Regions from separate parts of the Mus musculus genome. Here region 1 is linked to region 2. A link is a loop called in an ENCODE intact Hi-C map of the cell type or tissue named here. Cell type or tissue: heart. All regions are shown on one strand. Links, peaks and the distances in the headings refer to the core of each region. The heading gives the core; the rest is flanking DNA. Region 1 overlaps Pakap (paralemmin A kinase anchor protein). Region 2 overlaps Pakap (paralemmin A kinase anchor protein).

Region 1 (5,377 bases), core at 120-5,119, 50 kb before region 2:
GCCTCTAATCCCAGCACTTGGGAGGCAGAGGCAGGCAGATTTCTGAGTTCGAGGCCAGCCTGGTCTACAGAGTGAGTTCCAGCACAGCCAGGGCTACACGGAGAAACTCTGTCTTGGGAAAGAGAGAGAGAAGAGAAGAGAAGAGAAGAGAGGGGAGGGGAGGGGAGGGGAGGGGAGGGGAGGGGAGGGGAGGGGAGGGGAGGGGAGGGGAGGGGAGGGGAGGGGAGGGGAGGGGAGGGAAGGGAAGGGAAGGGAAAGGAAAGAAAGGGAAGGGAAAGGAAGGGAAGAGAAGGAAAACAGAAAAAGAAAAAGAAAGACATTGGGTGCCCTACATCCCGAACTATTTTGAATACATCAGTATCACATGAGAATGCTCCCTGCAAGAAGTATGCTTGGGGAGGTATTTATTTCACAGCCCACAGACTAGACAAAGAAGGCCTCCAAAATCAAAGCAGAGGTGATGTTCTATACAGACCCCAACTTGGCAAGTATTTCATCATCTCCCTCTCCTCGTACATGCCTAAACTAGAGTAAGCATAAAAGTTACTAAGGAAATTTGTTTCATTACTGAGCAGTGGTGGCCCACACCTTAAATCTCAGCATTTGTGAGGCTGAGGGAAGAGATTGGTCTGTGAGTTCTGGTCTACAGAGTGAGTTCCAGGATAGTCAAGGCTACAGCTACACAGAGAAACCCTGTCTCAAAGAGAGAGAGATTGAGATTTGCTTCATCATTAGAATTGAGTTAAATGATGAATTATTTATTTTCCAAAGCAATGTCCATGTTCTATTTAATTTTCAAGTTTATAGCATTCTATAGAAAAAAAAAAACAAAAAAAAAAAAACAAAAAACAAAAACAAAAAACCAAAAAACTAAAATGCTAGTAACATTGCCAGGATAAAACTTGTTCAATACACGCTGATATTATATTAGAAAACTTTTATGTTACTTTTCAAAATATTGAAGCAGTAACCATGCTTAAACTTATTTTTGGTATTATTTAATGTGTGTATGTGAGCACCCCCCCCCATAAGTCTCTGTCCCGAGATCTGATGCATGGTGCAATCTTTTTGTAGCATACCTTGGCTAAGCTGAGCATTTTACAACTAGCTCCTAGATGTGTTTTAGCAGCCTTTTAGTGAAAATAAACAGCTCCCACTCCCATGGATGAAACAACCTGGAGGAATAAATGTCACCTGCTTGTGAAAGCCCTACTTTGTCCAGGACAGATGGCCCTCCGTGGTAGGCAGCCTTCCACAGGGGTTTTGCTGTGTCTTAGGGAGAGGTGAGATTTCTTTCACTACAAACTAGGTGAACATTTTTCTTTTGTGACACCTCTCAGCTGTTGGAGCACTTTAAACAACACTCTGGGCAGGAGTGGCCATCCAGGGACTCAAGAAATAAGATATAGAAAGTGATAGACAAGCCATCAGACTAGACATGGGCCAACAGAACCCAAACTGAGCAAAATGAACTAAGTCCATAATGGCCTAGCTGTGGAAGTGAACAGGTAACCCAAGCTAAAAGAAGAAAAGTTTAAGAAGACACGAGATTAGCCATGTGACAGTGGTGGCAAACACCTTACATCCCAGAGACAGGCTGCTCTCTGAGTTTCAAGGGCGACAGAGTAACAGTCAGAGCCACACAAAGAAAGCCTGTCTTAAAAAAGCAAAAACAAAAACAAACATACTAACAAACAAATAGACCTGAGACTGTCCCAGAAAGCTGATCTGAAAATCCAAAGAGGCCAAACTGTCCACAATGGAAGAGAATTTACCATCCTGTCCTTCTAACAAGGGCTGAGGTGAAAAGCATCAGTTTGGGGAGGGGTCCTAATAAGTCTGAGGTCAGCCTGAGTGCTACATAGGGAAACCCTATTGCTCCATCACCACCACCACCACCACCAAATGGAAAAAAAAAAGTGAGGACAAACTGGCTGTGGCTTTTGTCACTTGTGATTGTCTGAGTTAATTGAGATGACCTGGTTGTCAGGAGGGAATCTCTGAGTGGATTCATGTACTTCCCTGACTTGAAGCTGCAGTCCTAGTTGATGTATTATTCTTCCCTGATAGAGAAGGATCAGCCTTCACTCAAGCCTTTTGAAGCAGCTGTTCACTCCCCATCTCCCTCTAGAACCACCAGATGAACACAAAAACAAAGATAAATCTAAAACAAGATCACTGTTCTGGAGCCAGGGAATCCAGGAATCTCTTGACAGGAGAATCTCAAATTCACAGCCAGTCCAGACGATGCACCAAGGCCTTTTCTCAAAACAAACAAGAAAACAGCTGCATGTGGTGTCTCAGGATTATAATCCCAGAATCTGGGAGGCTGAGGCTAGAGGGATGTCACGAGTCTGAGACCAGCCGGCCAGGACTTTATTATTAATAAACTCTTGGGAGCCAGAGTGAGACCATGTCAGGAAAAAACAAAACACAAAACAAAATCCTGACCTAAAGAAAGAAAAACAACTAACTTCTAAAAGGTTAGGACAGGTTCCCACGTGCACATGTGTATATGTGTGTGACATGTGTGTGTGTTTCCATGTGCATATGAATGTGTATTGTGAAGGCACATGTATGAACATGTGTGAGCGTGTGTTACATGTGTTACATATGTATTGAGTGATCTAGATCCAGGAATCTGGATTTGTTTGCATTTGATGCTGCCTACAACCTGGTTTGGGGAGCATGGTCTCCCCTGGAAGGAAGGGGGAGGGAAGCAAACAGGACAGGGACAGCTTCCTCTGAGAACACTTGGCTCCAGGGCCATGTTTCCTCTCAAGCCTGGATCCATGCTTGCCTTTCTTTTGCTTTCTCTCCAGGGTTTCTCACTTCCTGTGCCCGGAGAAGTTCTTTCCCACCTACTCCATGTTTGTTTCCTTTTCCTGAATCCTCACATTTGGTCTCTTCTGCCAAACTCTGATACATGGAAGTGGTCACTGGTTTCATTCGCCCAGCTGTTTTGTTTTATATTTTTGAAACAGAGTTTCTCTGTTCAGCCCCTGCTGTCTTTGAACTCACTCTGTAGACCAGGCTGGCCTTGAACTCATAGACATCTGCCTACCTCTGCTTCCTGAGTGCTGGCATTAAAGGCTTGTACCATCCCAACCAACTTGTTTCAACCTTTTAAAATGGCTCTTTTAAAAACGAACCCATGAAAGCCAAGTGAGGTGGCCCATGTGGCTAATCACAACACCGTTGGACCTGGGATGGATGGCACACTCATGGAAATTCAAGGACAACCTGAGCAGTTCCGGGTCAGGCAGGCTGTGCTGAGCACAGTTAGCCTTTCTCCTAAAAAGAAAACAATAAACTAAACTAGCTATAGTAGCCCATTCCTGTAATCCCAGAATTTAGGAGGCAGAGATAGGAGCTATATAGCAACTTCAAAGCCAGTCTGAGCTACTAGAAACCCTGTCTCAAACTAAACCAAACCAACCAATCAACCAACCACACACACATTCATATAAGCCTAGCCTTCAAGAAGCTCAGGCAGAAGGATCTCAAATTTGAAGCTAGTGACTTTCAAGCTAATCTAGGTAACAGGCTACCTTGTCTCTAAATAAATAAATAAAAGTCAACTGGGCATGATAGTGCACCCCTGAAATCCCAGCACTCAGGAGGCAGAGTCAGAAGAATCGGAAATTCAAGGTCATCCTTTCCTACATAGCAAGTGAGCTCAAGGCAAGACTGGGCTGCATGAAAACTCTGTCCAAAAAGGGACGGTGGAGGAGAGGGGACCTGCACAAGTAGCAATAGGAGGTGTTGGTGGGCTTCTCCTGGTCTTGGGTTTGGTGCTTTGCTTGTTCTTTTGTAACCCAGACTAGCTTCAAACTCCTGGAAAGCCTGTCTCAGCCTCCCAAGTGCTGGAATTACAGACATGTGACAATATAGTCAGTGTTTGGTTTTTGGGTTTTGTTATGTTTGTTTGTTTGTTTGCTTGTTTGTTTGCTTTTAAATCAGGGTCCCACTATATAGCTTTGGCTGTCCTGGAACTTCCTATGTAGATCAGACTTGCCTTGAACTCACAGAGATCTTCCTACTTCTGCCTGGAAAGTGTTGGGATTAAAGGCCTGCACTAGCAAGCCCAGCTTTGTTTTGTAATGGTAACAGGCTGGCAACATATTCAGAAGGCAGAGTGTTTGCCTAGTGTAAACAGAGCCTTGCATTTGAGTCCTAGAAAAACAAAATAAGAAACTGTGGTTTTCTTAGTAATTTCCAAGTTTTTCCCTCCCTCTGAACTTTTAAGTACAGACTGTTAAATTATAGAAAGAACTGTGAAGGTTTTTAGTAGTAGCAGGGGAAATAGAAGACTATATTGACATTTAAAAATCTTAACAATCCTGACTATTGCCCTGATTATTGCAGAGGCAATAATCGTTGATTTTTTTTTTTTTTTTAATGGGCTGGCTTAGTTGGTAAGAGCATCTGTAGCTCTTGCAGAGGACTTGGGTTTAGTTCTCTAATCCACATCAAGCCACAACCACCTATATCTCCAGGCCCAGAGGATCTGACACACTCTTTTGGCCTCATTGGCATGTGCACAGACATACCTATAGGCAAAACAGCCTCACACACAAACTACTTTTTAAAAAAAGGTTCTTTTCTTGGGCTTGTTTGTTTGTTTGTTTGTTTGTTTTTAGGCCTTGTCAGATTGGGACCATGGTTAGTCCAAAATCACTTTAAAACCACAGTAGTTGTGCTGGCAACATATGGTGTAATAGATAAAGTCACTTACCAACAAGACTGATGGCTGGTGCCTAATCCTAGTGACCCACAAAGTAAAAGGAGAGAAGTGACTCCCATAAGTTATCTTGACTTCTATATGTGTGTTCATGGCATGTGCACACGTGTGCACTCTCGGGAGCACACACACACACACAATCAATCTAATTTTCAAACATTAAAAGGAAAAAGAAACTGCAGTTGACAGATGTAAGCTTTCCAGGTTTAGAATCCCAGCAACCTACTGGTTGAAGGCCATAAAATGGAACAGAACACACTTCAGCAAAAACAAGTAAACCCAGACAGACAACATCTTGTCTTAGAAGAGTTTTCATCTTATCATTTCTCCTAGAGCCCGGTGTCCTCTGCTCCCAAATGAGGCTCCTGGATGCTAAGTAATTCATAGGCAGGCGGAGATAAGATAGGGGTGCAGAGGAGGTAGAGTAGGGTGCTCACGTGCTGGGAGGCAGGGCAGGGCTGGTCTTGTGCTCCTGTGACAAGCCTGTGCTTTTTATTGTTTTTCTCCCTTGTGTGACTGAGGGCAAATCAGAGCGTCAGCAATATTACAGCTAGAGCTGAGATAAAAATTCCAGGGAAAAAAAGAAAGAAAGTAAGAAAGAAAGAAAGAAAGAGAGAGAGAGAGAGAGAGAGA
Region 2 (5,377 bases), core at 188-5,187:
GTTGAATAAACTCTTCAGGATGCATGGGCAATCCTGAAGCCTCTCTCACGCCAACCGCTCCCATACTTCTGCTTCTGCAGTGTGACATTCAGTCGCTTCGATCATCGCAGCAAACTCGGGCTGCATTTGATGGTGTAAAAGGGGAGCAGAATTGCGACTTCAAATATTTTTGTTTATTTACATGTGTGTGTGTGCACATGCTATGCACTGCAAGGGTGTGCAGGTCAGAGGGCAACCTTCAGGAGTATATTTCTCTCCTTCCACTACCTGGGTCCCAGGGATCAAACTCAGGTCCTCCTATTTGGTAGCAAGCGCCTTTACCCATCAGCTATCTCGCTACCCCTGGGAATTGTTTTTGACGGGAGGCAAAGCTGAATCCTTCTAGCACTTAGAGTTCAGGAACTCCACCCAACATGCCTTTCCTGGATTGTTCATTCCAGCCGATAGTCTACATTTACTGAATCCTACTGTCTGTGTTTACAGAGCTATTACCAAAGAGCAGTGTGCCATGTGTCCTGTCCTTACCACTGCAGGAGGACAGCAAAGCACACAGGTGCTATGGCTTTCCCTTCACCACACGCACACACCTGGTGGAAGGGGTAAGGAAGGGGGTGGCATTGCTCTTCTAAAATAGGTGAAGTTGCCGGGCTTTGGGAAGGGACAAGCTCCCCACAGGCCACAGCTCACACAGCTGGCAGTGACACTGGACTGGAAGCAGAGGTCCTAGCCTTTGGAACAGTGACCTTTTCTCCATGTTAGGGTGCCTCCATGCTCATTCATGGCCACATTCCCTTCTGCTTATTCTAGACTGAGTGATATTCGGCCTCTGCTGGCATAAACCCTGAGACCAAGGTCTGTTCTTCACACATCACACATCACATTGCCCAAGGACTGCCCTAGACTAAGGAGTGAGAAGAGGCAGTGGGCACTTGGAAACCTGGCACAGCCTTATTTTTCTTCACCAATGAGTACCCAGTGAACATTTTTGTTTGTTTGCATGTGAGGCCATGCAATAAGCAAGCACGGGTGGTGGTCATGAGCTTTCTCATGGGGCAGCTTCCTTGTCCTAAAGCAAGTTACCTTTAGCCAAAGGACAGACCTGTGGACAGTGAGCTGGACAGATGACAAGGTTTTTCTTATGGGAATAGAAAAGAGAGAGTTCGTGGATGTGAAGGAGATATGAACTCTGGCAAGGGTGAGAGCAGGCTGTGGCAGCCCTGGCCCAGAGGGATGAGTAATTTTTCTGTAGGCAGGCACGGTGGAGAACATTTTAGAGGAACAGGACGTTCAGGACAGGGAGATGGTCCAGGCTGGAGCAGGGATTATGCAGTGAGTCATACACCGGGAAGCCTGGGTTGAAACCCAAATTTACAGCAGGTAAATCCCAGCCTAACATGATCTTGTTTTGTCCTTATAATCTAGACACACACACACACACACGATTTGCTTTGATACAGGGTATCATGTAGCCCAGGCTGGTCTCAACTCATTATGTAGCAGAAGATGACCTTAAACTCCCAATGTTCCTATCTTCAGAGTGCTGGGATTATAAGCCCACACACTTCTATAATAAATATTATCTTAATCCAGCACTTGGGGGAGGCTGAGTTCTCCACCAGCCTGGGCACTGTGAGATCTTTTCTCAAAGCAGTAATAACAGCAACAATAAACTCTTCAGGTCAGGCTTAGCTCTGCCCAGCAAAGCTGAGATCAGGGAGGAAGTTCAAATCTTTCTAGGATGCGTGTGGAGCTTAGAGACAACATCCCCAAGCAGCCCGAGGCTTGGAAAACAGTTTCCCATGGATGAGTAGGACATTAGTCCAGGCAGCAAGGGGGATCTCCCTTCTTTGCAAAGAAGAGTTAAGAATAAACCTGAAACAAGCATAGCTAAGGAGACAAAACAAAAGTTTGAAATCCAAGTGCAGACAATGAAACAGAGCCATTCACGGCTTAAGTTACTTAAGAAGCATCATCTAAGGTCCACAATGGTTCTGGACACTTAGGGCAAGATCATCAAATAAAAATCCCTGCCCTTCTGAAGTTTTGCTTTGTTTGTCTTTGTTTTGAGCTATATATAGCTCCGGCTGGCCTGGAACTTTCTGTATAGCCCAGGCTGGCCTGGAGCTTATTGCAAGCCTCCTGACTCAGCCCTCCAGAGAGCTGGAATTGCAGGCTTGTGCCTCCACATCTGGTTATTGGAACTTCCTGTTTAAGGGGACTCTCAGAATCAATTCGTGTTTTCTGTTTGCCTAAGGCGTTGAGTCTATGTGAGTAGACACTTGCTAATTCAGACAGACTCTACACATACCCAGACTTCAGTTTTGAAGAGCCTGTGAAGGCCAGGACCATGGCATTGCAGAGGACCACTGGAGGTAGGCCCTCAGGAAAAGCATGGCACCTTCCTCTGCGAACCCTGGGTCGGAGGGAATCTCAAAACAAAACAAAACAAAAACAAAAACAAAAACAACCACTGAGACCAAACTGTTTGCAAGACTAGAAAACTTGGTGTTTCTTGTTCGTGGTGTATGGACTAAAATGAATACCTGTTACCCTCTGTGGCTAATATTTAGGAGTCAGGGTGATGGAGAAAGGCAGTGGAAGGCAGGACAGAGTAGACTGTAGTCCCTGTCCCAGAGGCAAAACAACAGACATGAGTGGATTCCTTTGGCCTAGACCACCAGGTGTGGGGGTGTAGAGTCTTTGCTCCTTTAGTATGGAATATTCCTGGCTTGACAGCCTTCCTCATTTCTAGTCATCAGCTGGAGTGTCTCATCTTAAGTAAGGCCTTCTCAAGGGGAGCCTGAACGTGCCCTTGTGAATATACATGTGCACACATGTGTTCGGTCTCACAGGCTGCCGATAGAGTAAGAGATGAGATCAACCTCAGTGATAGGAGGATTTCTGGTGGGTAGATAAAAGCCAGCATTCCTCAGGAACTTGTGAAGCCAGTTCCCCTATCTCTGGCTAAAGCCACCTATGGCCACCTATGGTGCCCATCAGCATATCAAAGCTGGCCTCTACTCCTTCAATACTATATGTGCCTGTTATACATTTCAAAGTTCATGATAGCATCCTAGACCTTTCCTCTTCCCAGCTCCTCCTCCTCCTTATAAACAGGACCCCTCCTCCCTTGCTATTCTCTTGCACTCTCTGTATGCTCCGATAGTCCGTCCCTGTCACTATGTTCTAGTCTCTATCTCTCACTATCCTGCTGTCTTCACCATTCCCTCCCACTCTCTCCCTTCCCTAGCCCTGGCCATGTCCAGTCTGTTTCTCTCTCTCTCTGTCTCTCTTTCTGTCTCTGTCTCTGTCTCTGTCTCTCTCTCTGCTCTGGCATTTTCCTCCGGATATTTTCTTCCTATCTTATTCACAATAAAACTTTACCCCAAGAGTGGAGTAACCACTCAGCAGTTTCTTTCCTGCACCCCTTCATATACAACACGCATCCGTGCATATCTGTCTATGCACAATTATGCTGTGTTTGTGCATGCTCACGGTGTCGAGGGTGTGCAGGGAAGAACTGTCAGGCCAGAGGTCCTTGCATTTGACAGCACTGTGGTGGCTTTCTGTCACTGTCTTCTCTGAGCTTACACGTCCCTGCTGATGCCATGCTCCACAGAACTGAAACCACAGCATGAGCTAAGACACACCATGAAAAGCAGAGGACTGTGTCATGCCACTGAAAGAGGTCCTGAGATAGACAATTGATGGCTAGCTGGCTTGCGCTATACCTGACAAGTCAGCCTTTCTGGTTCCCAGCAGACTACTGGGAATAAAGAAGCCAAGGAAAGGGCTTCTTGGTCAGCCCTGAGAATCACATGAGACTCCCGAGGGCTCCCTCCCTAATTTCTTTGTGCTGATTGTGGGGTTGGGAGCCAGTTATGACTGGTAGATGCTGGAGTAGGTGAAAGGTGGATATCTTTACACCCCATGAAAGGTGCAATCAGACCTCTCAACTAGCCAGAAGAGTGGGGACTTTTGTCTTGGGGAATTCCTGCCTCCCTCCTTGCTGCTGCTGTGGTTTGGAGTCCCCAGGGAAAGCCCCTGAGAGTTGTGGTTGCTTCAGGTTAGGCTGTAACCAGGAAAAGAGAGAGCTGCACCCAAGGAGACAATGCAGCACACGATGGCCACTATCAATTTTCATTTTCTCTTCAACTCCTGGTTTTAGTTTCTCTTTACTGCAAGTTGAGAGGTTTTCCCTGGCTATTAGGCCTCCCATAGCTGCTGATCCTGCAAGGGACTGAGGCTGCAGGACAGGACAGGCCCTGACTGCTCTGGTGTCTTCCAAACAAGTCCAAAGCCAAGGCTTTGTGGATTCTGGGGGCTGAGTCTACTTATCATCATCCTGTTCCCTGGGAGAAGTGCCCAACAGGTGAGTTCTGGGGAGGTATGCAGAGTCCCAGATTTCTTCATCAGACTCCAGATTCTCAGACCTAAAACCTTTATTACCCATCAGTCTCTCATCCATCCATCCATCCACCCACCCACACAACAAATATTTATTGGGTCCATTTTGTGTACCAAGCACTGTGCTGGGCACAGAGCTTCCTGAAGAGAAAGAGGTCCCCCCAAGACCGCCACCCTCCCCCCCGTAGTTGAAAAGTCCATCTCATCTAGTAGGGACCATCAGATATTCATACAGCCTATTGAAGCAAAGATCCACTTGGCTTCTGTGACATCTCAAGCCACATACTTAAATATAAGTCTAGTAGAGGAGTCCACAGCTTTTTGTCCCTGTTACAGCTTTCTCAAGCTCCTTTTAAGGGGCTCAAAGAGTCTTCTACTTTTTTTTTTTACACTTCTTTCTTCAGTAAAGCATCCAGATGCTTTACCCTTGCCCCTGGGTAGCCCTGAGGACGGCGTCATAGCATGAAGAAGAGACAGAAAGATTCGGTGAGAGGCTAGATAAGGCTTCAAGCTTGGCTTTCTCCCTGGAAAGCTTCTCCTGGAACCCAGCTGTTGAGCCACAAATAGCCCCCTTGCCACAGGAGGATGCTGTGGGTGGAGTAGGTAGGTAAGTGTCGTAACTGACAGCCCCATCTGAGGTTCCACGGGACAGCCAGACCTGAGAGTAGTGAAACCTTTACAGTGTTATACACTCAGCTGAGAATATATCTTGGGAGAAATCCCGAGCATTAGCTGTATAGAGACTGTGAGTGATGTCAGAACAGCCATGCTGGCAAGCAGGAGCAGTCCTCAGCACCCACAGGGCATTCCCAGGACCCCTGAGGGTACCGAATTCACTGAGGCTCAAATCCCTCCTATACATAGCATGGAGTTTGCATATAACCTCCACACATCCTCCTGTATACTTTATACAGTGCAATCACTATGACATGCTACGTGCATCACTTTCATGCTATGCGTATAGTGGTTA

What was found. Hi-C counts contacts between places; a loop is a spot of excess contacts. Peaks named below come from ENCODE experiments on the same cell type or tissue, not always from the same donor. Only the 100,000 strongest peaks of a DNase experiment are listed, where the experiment ranks them.
Region 1: it touches region 2 in a loop (2.0-fold over the local background); 6 of 42 quality-filtered maps call a loop at or near these places.

Annotation. Positions count from the first base shown.
Region 1 is chr4:57,774,511-57,779,887 of GRCm38, reverse strand. All of the region lies in intron 7 of Pakap (paralemmin A kinase anchor protein), which reads right to left. Among named protein-coding and RNA genes, the nearest start is that of Gm35099, 22 kb to the right of the region's middle. In heart, for the core only: no CTCF peak of the experiment used is centred there; no DNase peak of the experiment used is centred there; H3K27ac peaks cover 262 bases.
Region 2 is chr4:57,724,427-57,729,803 of GRCm38, reverse strand. The region is part of intron 6 of Pakap (paralemmin A kinase anchor protein); the gene reads right to left. Among named protein-coding and RNA genes, the nearest start is that of Gm35099, 28 kb to the left of the region's middle. In heart, for the core only: no CTCF peak of the experiment used is centred there; no DNase peak of the experiment used is centred there.